Linked DNA regions of Homo sapiens: region 2 is linked to region 1. A link is an interaction called in ENCODE POLR2A ChIA-PET data of the cell type or tissue named here. Cell type or tissue: GM12878. All regions are shown on one strand. Links, peaks and the distances in the headings refer to the core of each region. The heading gives the core; the rest is flanking DNA.

The links. ChIA-PET counts read pairs that join two places held together with the same protein. Peaks named below come from ENCODE experiments on the same cell type or tissue, not always from the same donor. Only the 100,000 strongest peaks of a DNase experiment are listed, where the experiment ranks them.
Region 2: POLR2A ChIA-PET joins it to region 1 with 5 read pairs; 3 of 35 experiments call an interaction of 5 or more read pairs at or near these places.

The regions. Positions count from the first base shown.
Region 1 is chr12:98,147,095-98,152,391 of GRCh38, reverse strand. No RefSeq gene overlaps it. Among named protein-coding and RNA genes, the nearest start is that of MIR4303, 150 kb to the right of the region's middle. In GM12878, for the core only: no CTCF peak of the experiment used is centred there; a DNase peak (open chromatin) is centred at 2,949.
Region 2 is chr12:98,282,579-98,289,196 of GRCh38, reverse strand. No RefSeq gene overlaps it. Among named protein-coding and RNA genes, the nearest start is that of TRD-GTC1-1, 220 kb to the left of the region's middle. In GM12878, for the core only: no CTCF peak of the experiment used is centred there; no DNase peak of the experiment used is centred there.

The DNA.
Region 1 (5,297 bases), core at 298-5,297:
GGCTGTGCACATGAGGATGGTACAAGCCATGCTGCTTCTATGAGCCTTTCTTTGGATATGTAAGCCTTCAGTGTAGACTTTTAAGGAAGATATTGAGAGTTTCTTGTAGACCAGATTTTTGTGTCCCTGGAGCCTGGAAATAATTAAGAGATTATTGTATGTGGGTGTTGCTGAGAGAGTGAAATGGTTTCAAGGCCTATGGGTTCATAAAAGACTTTCCTTCCCCCTCCTTCCCTCCCTCCCTCCCTCCCTCCCTCCCTCCCTTCCTTCCTTCCTTCCATCCATCCATGTTTCCTGTTCTCTCTTTTGTCTTTCCTTCTCTCCTTTATTCCTGTATACATTCATCCAACGAGAATTTTGAGCACCCATCATTTGATTATTTGAGACATATGCCAGCAGCTCTGAAGTATATGAAAGAAGTATAAGACAGAGACTTGTTCTCAAAGTTTGGATACGAAATAGACATATCTGAAATTGTATAGCAATAGTAGGGTAAACACAGGGTTAGGAATGAGGAAATCAGTATTTAAAACTTAGTGATGCTTTTCACTCACTGATCTTGGGCAAGTCACATGGCTACCCTAAGTTTCAACTTATCCACAATATGAAAGGAGTGAATGAAAAAATCTCTAAGTCCTGTCATTGCTCTAGGATTAATGGGCACGGTTATCTAGAATAATCTAGAGTGGTGGTTTTTGAACATTTTGGTTTCAGGATCCCTTCATACTCTTAGAAATTATTGAGGCCTCCAAAGAGCTTTTGTTTATGGGGGTTGTATCTCTTGACATTTACTGCATAAAATTTAAACCTGAGACATTTAAAAATATTTACTAATCCACAAAATAACAGACTCATTGCTTATAAACACATAATTATTTTCACGAAAAATGACTATAGTTTTTGACCAAGTGCTCACGATTGTCTGTTACTTATCCACGGAACTTTTGCTTGACCAAATTTTAATCAGGCTTCTCTCCTTCCAGTGGGCTCCCAAACTTTGGCTAGCTCCCAAGTTCGAGCAAGGCCTAAAGCACTAAGCTGTGAAACATCCTCCCTTAACAGCTCCTTCTGAGAACTGACTAACCACAAGAGAAACATTACTTGTTGAAGTACCTGATTTTGCCCCCTGTTCACCCACCTGCTTGTCCTCCTCACCCATATAGTCCCTGCCATCTCTGCTTACCCTTCCCTATATAAGAAAAACCTTTTTCTGCTTAATTTTAAGACACTTCCTCATCCTGAGGTCAAAGCATTCTCTTTATTGCAATTGTCTTTTCAAATAAAGTTACTCCTTATCTAAGTCTGGTGTTGTTTCTATTTGGCATTTTCAAAACAAAAATATTGAATGAGAAGAGTGGCATTGTTTTAAATTTTTGCACATCTCCTTCATGTCTGGCTTACTGCAGGCACTGCATTCCATCTGTTGTGATATGTTGCTTTGGTTGAAGTCTGTGGAGGAAATCTAGCTGCACATGGCTATGTATCCAATAGTTGAAAAAGGAGGACCTCAAAGACCTTCTGACAGGGTGTCAGGATGGCCCAAAACCAGACTTTGAAAACTGCTCTTCTAGAGACTGGGAGGAAGCAAAGAGCCAGATGTTGAACTGGATTCTACTGAATAGATTTCTCATGACTTACTGAAGGAAAAATAGAACTTAGCTGAAGTCTCTAGAAAAGAGCCCCACTTAAAAGATGAACTCCAAAAGACAGCTTCTGCAAAAAGCGATATAGAAGACTTTGAGATGGTCTGAAACAGCCCTGAAGGTGTAGCTGAGAAGTTAACCCTTTAAAAACATGAACATTTTGAAACAGATTTATTTTTCCAGCCAATGTGTTGACTGGTTTTTTTTTTTGTTTTTTTTTGTTTTTTTTTTTTACAAAAAGTTCAACCTTCATGATTTTCAGCAATTATGGGGTGTATTATGGAGCATTGCATAGCAAGAGATTGTAATAATGTGAAGTCTTGACACAAGGTTCAAGGATTCAATGATATTCTGTGGTAGCCAGAATAAAAAGATCCCCTGATAACCCCTGTTATCACCCTCCTGTTGAGCGTGACTGGAACCTCAGACACGATGAGAGATCACTCTTATGACTGTCCTGTTGTACGGCATAAAGAACTTTGCAGATGTAATCAAGGTCCCTAATTAGCTGAGTTAATCAAAAGGGCCATTATCGGGTAGATCTGACCTAATGGGCTGAGCCTTTAAAAGAGGGCTGCAGGTGGCTTCTAGGAGATGAAAGTGGACCCCATCTGGAAGTCAATAAAAGAACAGGGGGCTGAGTCATACATCTACAAGGAATTGAATTCTGCCAACAACCACGTGAGTTTGAGAACCCCTAGCTCCAGAAAGGAACTCAGCCCAGCTGACACCTTGATTTCTGCCTTATGAGACTCTGAGTGAAGGACCCAGCTTGAGCCACGCCTGGACTTCTGATCTACAGAAATGCTGGTGCAATAAACAGGTGTTGTTTTAAGCTGTTAATTGTGTGGAAATTTGTTATGCAGCAATAGGAACCTAACATACATTCCGATAAGTATTTTTATGTTTCATGGCCTATCTTAACTGAAGCTTGGAACCTTCCTGGATTTCCCCATAATCATGAATTGCAATGACAATACAAGAAAGGAGGCTAATGATCAAAGCAATTCTGTAGCATTGCCATACAGGGAACCACACACGTTGTCCCTCTTGGGTGGCTTACAGATATTGTTTAAAAAAGTCACTTAGAAGAGGCATTGCTTCAATTTTCCTTTTTAATAATCAAATCTTATTTATTCTCTTTCTTTAAATATTAAACAAGCTTTTAAAAAAAATACCTGGTTACTCAATTCTTTCCCACATTTTTCTCTGATGCAATACTTTTACCACCTTTGTCTGTCATGTTCTCTCTGTTCAGAACTCCTGTTTGCTCTGCTGCTTTTCTTTTTCCTTATTAGTCATCCTCCACAGATTAGTTAAAGTGGCCTTTAAAAAATGAAATCAGTTGATCAGGCCATGCCATTTCCCTGCTGTAAGCCTGTTGTGGTCTGAATGTTTGTGTTCCCCCCAAATTCATATGTTGAAGTCATAAGCCTAAATGTGATCATATTTGGAGATAAGGTCCATATGGAAATAGTTAAGGTTAAATAGAGTTATAAGGGTAGGGCCTTATCTGATAATATCAATGTCCTTATAAGAAGAGATACTGAAGAGTTTGTACTCTCTCTTGATGTATGTGCACCAAGGAAAAGCCCTATGAACACACAGTGAGAAGGCGCTTTCTATGCCTCTCACAAGCCAGGAAGATGGCCCTCACCTGGAACTGAAGGGATGGAACTTTATCCCAAATTTCTCAGCCTCCAGAACTGGGAGAAATAAATATCTGTTGTTTAAGCCACCCAGACCACGGCATTTTGTTATGGAAGCCCAAGCAGAGGAACACAAAGCCTTTCTGTGGCTTCCTGTCACTTTCAGAATGAAATCGGGACTCTTTATCATGGTGCCCTTCCCTGGCCTTATCATCTCCTTTTCCTCGCTGCTTCACTCACACTGGCTTTATGTTAGGTCTTCAAACATGCCACGCTCTTTCTCAGTGTAGCCTTCACTTTTGTTGTGACCTCTTTTAGGACTATTCAATCCTTTAGATCTTAGCTTAAATGTTAGATCCTCAGACAGGCCATCCCTGAAAAACCCTTCTTTAGTAGAATTCCACCTCCTCTCGTGGTTCATCATGTTAAATGATGTATTCCTTTGGTTGATGGCTTCTTGTCTGACTTCTACACTAGATTGTAAACCTCATGATGGCAGGGACATGTCTCTTTTATACACCACTATATCCCCAGTACCTGCCTCACTGCCTGGTGCATAGCAGGTGATCAACACATACTTGTTGAGTGAACAAAGAGCTGACATCTGAGGAGCATTGGTTTTTGCTCTATTGCATGTAGGCCTAAAAAGCCAGAGCTCCACATCCTGTACCCAACTCTTCACTTTGCTTGCTGAGTATCTTGAGGATAAGCTCTGCTATTGACAAGAATTTACACTTTCAGGAAGCTGGTGACAAATGAAATGTATGGTTTTTTTTTTTTTTAGAACACACACTAACTCCAAATAGTTCAGTCAAGTTACCAGTGATGCCTATGGTAGAAAATCAGATAATGTTTACAGCGAGTAGTTTCCTATTCCATGCTGATCTCCTTGAAAATAATTCTGACAATGTGGTCTGAAAAGATAGTATTGAAGAGTTTTTCACTCATCCTGATCTCTCTTCAGTTTCACAAAGCCAGTTCTTAGGGCGTTGGGTAATAATGCTTCTGTCTTTAAAAAAAATTTAATTTTTATGTTTCCTAATTAATACTCTTTAGGATTTTTTTTTTTTTTTTTGACAGACTCTCTCTGTCACCAGGCTGGAGTGCAGTGGCGTGATCTTGGCTCACTGCAACCTCCGACTCCCTGGTTCAAGAGATTCTCCTGCCTCAGCCTCCTGAGTAGCTGGAACTACAGGTGCATGCCACCATGCCTGGCTAATTTTTTTTTTTTTTGTACTTTTAGTAGAGACGGAGTTTCACTATATTGGCCAGGATGGTCTCTATCTCCCAACCTTGTGATCTGCCTGCCTCAGCCTCCCAAAGTGCTGGGATTACAGGTGTGAGCCATTGTGCCCAGCCAATATTCTTTAGGATTTTTAAAACTTCCCCTGAAAATGCATTTCTTTTTGAAAGCATTTTTGTTTTTTAAAAATGTAGACTATAAGTGTAGGGTTTCCTCAGTGTAAGAAAACACAGAGAAAGAAAAATCCCAAATTGTTATAGGGTACAATTTCCAAATTTGGGTGCATGGGGAATAATATTTTAAGTATTTTACTTAAGCTGATTAAAAGCTAAGTCTGAATGCAGGATAGATTGCTTTATCCATGGTGGATAAATGATGAGATGGAATATATTGGAAAATGGATGGAAGGAAGGAAGGAAGGAATATATATAATCCACTATAATGATGAGGTGGAATAACCATTATATATCATGTGTTCTTTCTCTCTTGTAGACTAAAAGAGTTATGTTGGGTGGTTCTTCCTTCTGCACTCTCTTTGCTTTAGGAAAAGATGCACTTTCTCCCCGGAATCACAGTTGAGACCAGCCTCACATAGTCTCCTAATTACTCAATATTCCCTTCAAAAGGCTTCCTTTCTCATTAAAACTTCTCCACTACAAAGAGAAATGTTGCTAGAGCACTCAGCGAGGCCTAGGTAGCTGATTTAGGGCTTAATCTTTAACCACACCATGCCTACTAACATAGATAACAGGAATATTCTCT
Region 2 (6,618 bases), core at 1-5,000, 140 kb before region 1:
CACATATTTTTCTCAGGTGAGAGTAGACTTCATTGGTGTTAGGGCAGTGCTGATTCTGATGAATTATTTAATTCATAAATAACAATCAATAATTATTATTTCTGTAGATTTTCCCCCAGGAAAAGTGAAAGGAGTACTTGATAAATTTTTTAGGTGAATATGAGAGATGCCATTCTTGAGGGCTTTTAGGACTTGCAATTCTTAGGGCAAATATATATATACATGTTTTGAATTTGTAAAGTACATGAAAATACTGAGATTATTTTATTTTGATACAGAATTTTAGAGTTTGGGTCACTGATAAAACCAAATATTAATCTTGGAAACTGAATAGCACAATTAATTCTGTTGGAACTGGCTCATAAACAGGTAAGGAGGAAACAGGTTAACTTTCCTCATTTCTGGACATAAGCAATTCTCTTTCAATTTCTTGAAAAATCCTAATCTCTTCCAATGGGAAGAATATTATTTGAAAAATGCCCTTCAAGCAGTTGGTATTAATCTTGTTTGAGAAAAGTATGATTTTATTGTCAGAAGCTTTAGAAAAAAATAAATCTTAAATACATTTCCCCATCTATAACCCAACTTGGCTTATTACCCCCCGACAGTTTTCCTGAAAAAAGGCAAGAAACTTAGAATGCTTTAATTTTTCTCTGAACAAAATGTCATCTTCTATATATTGTTCTCATGTTTTAGCTCTACTGTGTTATTAGATTACCTTTCAAAATTAGTTACTGTGGTTATTATTTTATGGAGCCTATATTTATTCAGATTTGCAAATAAAAATAGATTTTTTTCCCACCATTACTTCTTGTATCCCACTCCATTGTTGCTTTTTTGCTTTTTGCTCAAATTCAGTTTTTAGTTGTTCTTTCCTAGTGTGGTAGGGCAGGGAGCATGTCTATAAATAGCAAACTTCCTTATTCTTTGTATGCCTAAAAATGTCTTTTTTTTTACTCTCACTTATTAGTTTCACAGGGTAGAGAATTCTAGGTTGACAGTTATTTTTACTGAACACATTTAAAATGTTTATGCTTTGTCTTCTGACAGGTGTTTCTGCTGATTACAAGTCTGCTGTTAGTCTGATTGTAGTTTATTTGTAGGTAAACAGTCATTTCTCCCAGGTAGTTTTAAAAATTGTCTTTACTTTTGTTTCTCTACAGTTTCACTATGATGCATGTTTTTTAAAAAGTTCTGCTAAGAACTCACTATGCCCTTTAAAATCTAATGATTTATGCCTTTATTCATTTCAGGAAACATTTCACCGTCATCTCTTTGAATATTGTCTCTCTCTAAAGACATTATCTCTCTTTACGAAACCCTATTATATGTATGCTAAAGCTTCTCATTCTATCCTTTGTGTTTCTTAACTATTTCCTTCCCCAAATTTTTGGTGATTGCCTTACCTCTTTACCTTTCAGATCACTAATTTCCTTTTCTGTTATGTCTAGTGTATAGTTTAAGTCATCAATCGATTATTTAAATGACCATGGTTTTTGTCTTAATCTGATTGAGCTGCTATAAAACAATATCATAAACTGGGTGGTTTCTAAACAACAGAAATTTATTTCTTACACTTCTGGAGACTGAGATGTCTAAGATCAAGAAGGAGGCAGATTTAGTGACTGGTGAGCACTCAATGCCTAGTTCAAAGACTGCTATCTTTTCGCTGTGTCCCCACATGGCAGAAGGGGCAAGGGAGCTTTCTCAGATCTGTTTTATAAGGAACTAATCCCATTCATGGGGTCCAGAGCCCTCATGACCTAATCACTTCCCAAAGGCTCTACCTCCTAATACTATCACCTTGGAGGTTGGGATTTCAACATTGGATTTTGGGGGGACATAGCAGTCTTCATTTCTAAAAATTTTGTTTTGTTTAGATTTTTCTTTCTCAAGTCTGCCTGTTCTTTTTCTAAAGCACCTTGGTCTTGTCTTGTTAATACTTTATTTATCTTGTGGGACATTATTAATGTACTTATTTTCAAGATTTCATTTTAGATTGTTCAATTATCTTAATTTTTCCCAGCTATAAATTCCCCCTTTATGACACTTGCTTTCTCAGGGCTTTGGGTTTCCCTGTGTGTTTTACAATTTTGGATTATGAGCTCATCGTCAGTTGGCTTTGTCTCCTGGGGAAGGCTTGTTTGTGCCATGAGTTGAAGAGGCACCTCTATTAGGGACTGTTGCCTAAGTCTTTGCTAGGGCTCTGTGTTTTTCCATGGCTCTGAAACTGTTTTAATGTTAGTTTCTTGGCTACAAACATTCTCATGCCACTTAAATAATGTGAATTCAGGTCACACATTCAATCCTTTTAGTTCAGAAAAATGTGAAAATAAGCCATAGAGTTGCTATTGAGAGTGTTTGGCACTAATGAGAACTTTAAAATTTCTATCTGGAAGGTGGGTAGAGGCTGTTAAAGAATCTGTCTTAAAGTTGTATCTGCAATTTGCATAGCAAACATAGTACTTTTACTATATTTGCATGTTTATTTGGAATAACTTGGAGATAGGCTGATGGAAATATGGTATGGTCTTTAAATTGTGGTTAACAGTAATAACAGTGTTTTACTTAGAATATGTGTTTATTTGGAGTATATTGAGAAGTGCTGACAGAAATAATGGTGGGTGAAAATCATCTCAAGCCTCCTCTTGTGGTTGGAGCTAAATATACAGTCTGGAATAATATATAAAGGCTCTGATCAGCCACAGTGCCTCTCTGAAGAGGTCAGGGAAGGGAACTCTTGATAAACATATCTTTTAACACCTATGCTTCTGGATTAAATTTAAAAAGTGTTAAATAATGTTTAGGTTTATTTTGAATTACATGACAGTTGACCTAATCAAGTGTGGGATATTGGATTGCTTAAGATTTCAGAAAATAAGCTAAAATCAATCAAAACATTTAAGTTTCTCAATTTAATTTGATATGACCCTGAGCTTTTGCCTCATATAAAACCAAGAAGAGGAAATTTAAATTAAAAATGAAAGAAGATCTTTATTAACTTGGACAGAAAGAGCTTTGATTATAGTCTTTCTTTCTCCAATCAGTGAGATGTCTGGCAGCGAACCTTAGGGACTCCAGAGTTGCAACAAATTAAGAGAAGAATACTGCTGTTCCAGTGACAGTGTTTGGAGAGTGTAAAACAATACTAAGTCCAGGAGGGCTTTGTCTTGAATGTAAGACCTGAAACTCAAGGAGGTTAAAAATGAAGAAATAATGGGATATCCAGGTTGTTGGTTTAATAATTAGCACAAGAATAAAAATAAGTAGCCTGGATTGAGTTTGGGAGAGAGGAGGCACAGTATTTGGTCCCACTCTTAAGTTTTTGGAAGTAAGATAGAATAGGTTCTTTTCCTTTTCGGTTTTTTTTTTTTTTTTTGGTAGAAAGGATATATTACTAGAAGAGGGATGGGAGTGGGGGCAGCATCTCACTTTGGTTATATGTATGTCCAAGGTCTTTGGAGATAGACTGCATGACTTCCAGGTCTACTCTGTCAGTTCCTTGAGGTGGGTGATGGTAAGAAGTTGCTTAAACTCTCTATGCATCATTTTCCTTATCTGCAAAATTGGGAAATTTGAGTTGTTACAGGAAGCAGATAGTCTTTGTAGAGTGTTGTGCTGCCTCACAGGAGTCTATGGTGTTCCTAAGGGAAATTGGTGCTGAAAAATAGGGATTTTAAGTTATAATAGGTTCTCAGGAATGCTTCCCTTACATATAATTGAATTACCTTCTGTATGCTTATGTGTATTTACCTAGGGGGTTGAGGGAGTGACAGGAGCCATAGCTTTTTTTGGATTTTCAAAATTATTCAAAATCCCTGAAAGGGATTTGTCCTAAAATTTCTACAGGGGGACAGGACAGTCCTAATTTGTGTATGAAATATATTGGAGTTGATGTAGTTCTCATTTCAATAAGGTGAGTATTTGAGCACATTGGAACATCAGTACAGATTGGGGAGAGGTATGTTCCCATGGCAACAAGAGTCCTTATAAGAAGGTCCAGAAATACGCACCTACAAGGACTTTCCTTGGGACCACATTTGAATTAACCTTTAGGAACTTCTGAATTTGTTGGGTGGATTGGATTGTAGCTGTGGTCCTCCTAATTCTTTAGGTATTTAGAGGTTGAACCAAGGAAAGAACTATTGCATCTTATTTCTACTTTGATTTTGCTGTAACTCCATGTCCCTGGCCAAGACATTTAATTATCTACTCCTATATATATCTTTGACTGGAGCATGTGGTTGTCAGTGACTTATTAGCTTCATTGTATCAAGAAGACTTGTGGTTTGATTCACAAATGTAATGGTTATTTAGGTTATACCAGTTTCTTATAATCTGTCACTTACTTTTCATTTGTTCTTTGAAAAATTCAAAATTAGTGAGGGACATTCTCTGGGTAATGCTTACATTTTCCACTCAGACTTGAAATGTCAGCTGAGATTTAGCGATTACTTAGAAAAAGGTGGTAAAGTACCTTTGAGTGGACCAGCAGAATTCTAGTGCAATGCAAACACAGGTTCGAGGTGGAGGAGTCAGTGGTCTTAGTTGGGGTAGTTTCATCCTATTCTCCTTAGCCAGGTACGTTGCTCTCTGCTTCCTGGCATTGACTCTGTGCACCTGTCAAAATGACCTCTTCACATTCCCCTGCCAATGTTTGCCTATTTCTACCTATAATTTTGCTCATACCGCATTGTTTTACTTCATGGGATGACTCTTTATGTTTATCTCCTTATTCTACCCATTTTAAAAGTCTCTCCTTAGAAAGTTTTCACTGACTAATTCTGCCTCTAGTGATCCCTCACTTATTATGTGTACAATCCTTCATCTTGTCTTCCTCTTTGAATTATAAGCAACTAAAGGATGGGATAGTGGCAGAGACTGACTAACTGTTCAAATTCATTCCTCTTTTTGGGAGTATAGTTAGACCATGTCCTCAGAATGCTTTGCCTTGCAGTTAGATGTGACCATGAGACTGAGTTCTAACTGAAGCAATATAAGCAGAAGTGATGAACACTACTTCCAAGTCTGACATTAAAATATCCTACACATGGTCCTCTATGTTCTTTTCCCATATGCTGGCTGAATGTAGAGGTTTGAGGGATTTAGGCAAGGGCAAATCTGCAAGATGGAAGGGGCTTAGGTCTCTGAAGTATTATATGAAAATATTCCACCAACCAGGAATAATTACATTATACTGTTAGAGGATAAGCAACCAACTTACCAACTTACCATGTATTAAGCCACCAGGGTCTTGGGGCTTCTCAGGGTAGTAGCTAGTGTTACTCTAACAAATATAGAGGTGAATTATATTATATTTGTTTCCCTCACAGTACCTAGGATAATGTAGACAGAGGTTCCATCAATGCTGGCTGCCTCCTCCAAAATGTCAATATACTGACCATCACCTTCCAGAGCAAAGAGAAGTAGGATGATGTTCTGCTCAGGTCTGGAGAGTGGGAAGTAGGACAAAGAAGAGATGTTAGCAGTAGATGGCCCAGTGTGAAGGTACATAGGGTAGTTAAGGCACATACCTTTGGTCTTCTACCCTGGTCAATGGCATCAAATAAACAAACAGTATTGTTATTGATTATTATATTAAGTAAATATCAGGAAAGGTATTGATATTGATTATTACATTAGATAAATGTGCAGAGTAGTGGTGTTATTGATTTTTATATTCAACAAATATAAGGATGGACAAAATTCACACCCCAGCCAACACATCTTAAAATGACTTAAGGTTTTGAGCACAATTCTGGGACAGGGACTTATTTTATGATTAATGTTTTAGAATATCTGAGAACTTTTCTCATCGAATTCCCATTAAGAAACAAATCAATTAGGGACACATATGCATCTGTCTATAAAAAGCCTTGGAGCTGGCAGCATCATTGTCAGCAAAAAAGACCCATGGGATCTATCAAATACCAAATGTTGAACAGAGCCCCTTTAAGATATGGGGCCAATTAAAGAAATCAAACTGAGAGATGGAACGCATTTGCAAAAAGCAGGAAAATTTTAGTTATGTGTAAAATGTAAACAAGGTGATATAGTTTGGCTGTGTCACCACCTAAAATCTCATCTTGAATTATAGTCCCCATAATCCCCATAATCCCCACATATGAAGGCAGAGACCAGGTGGAGGTAATTGAATCATGGGGGCAGTTTCCCCCATGTTGTTCTCATGACAGTGAGTTAGTTCTCACGAGATCTGTTGGTTTTATGTGTTTGGTAGTTCCTCCTGAGTTCATTCTCCCTCCTGCGGCCTTGTGAAGAAGGTGCCCTGCTTCCCCTTTGCTTCTGCCATGATTATAAGTTTCCTGAGGCCTTCCCAGCCATGCAAAACTATGAGTCAATTAAACCTCTTTCCTTTCTAAATTACCCAGTCTCAGGCAGTTCTTTATAGCAGTGTGAGAAGAGACTGATTCACAAGATTTTCTATGATTAGAGGCCTACAGTTTTGTATCTTTGAGGTGGAGAAATGGTAGCTACATAGGGTAGGTGAAGCAATCCCTCATTTACACATGCTGGGGGTAAAGGGCAAAAAAATCAAGTTATCCAGTTTGTGACTGTGGGACGGGAATACATGGTTGTTACTGAAGCTTGTTTATTTTT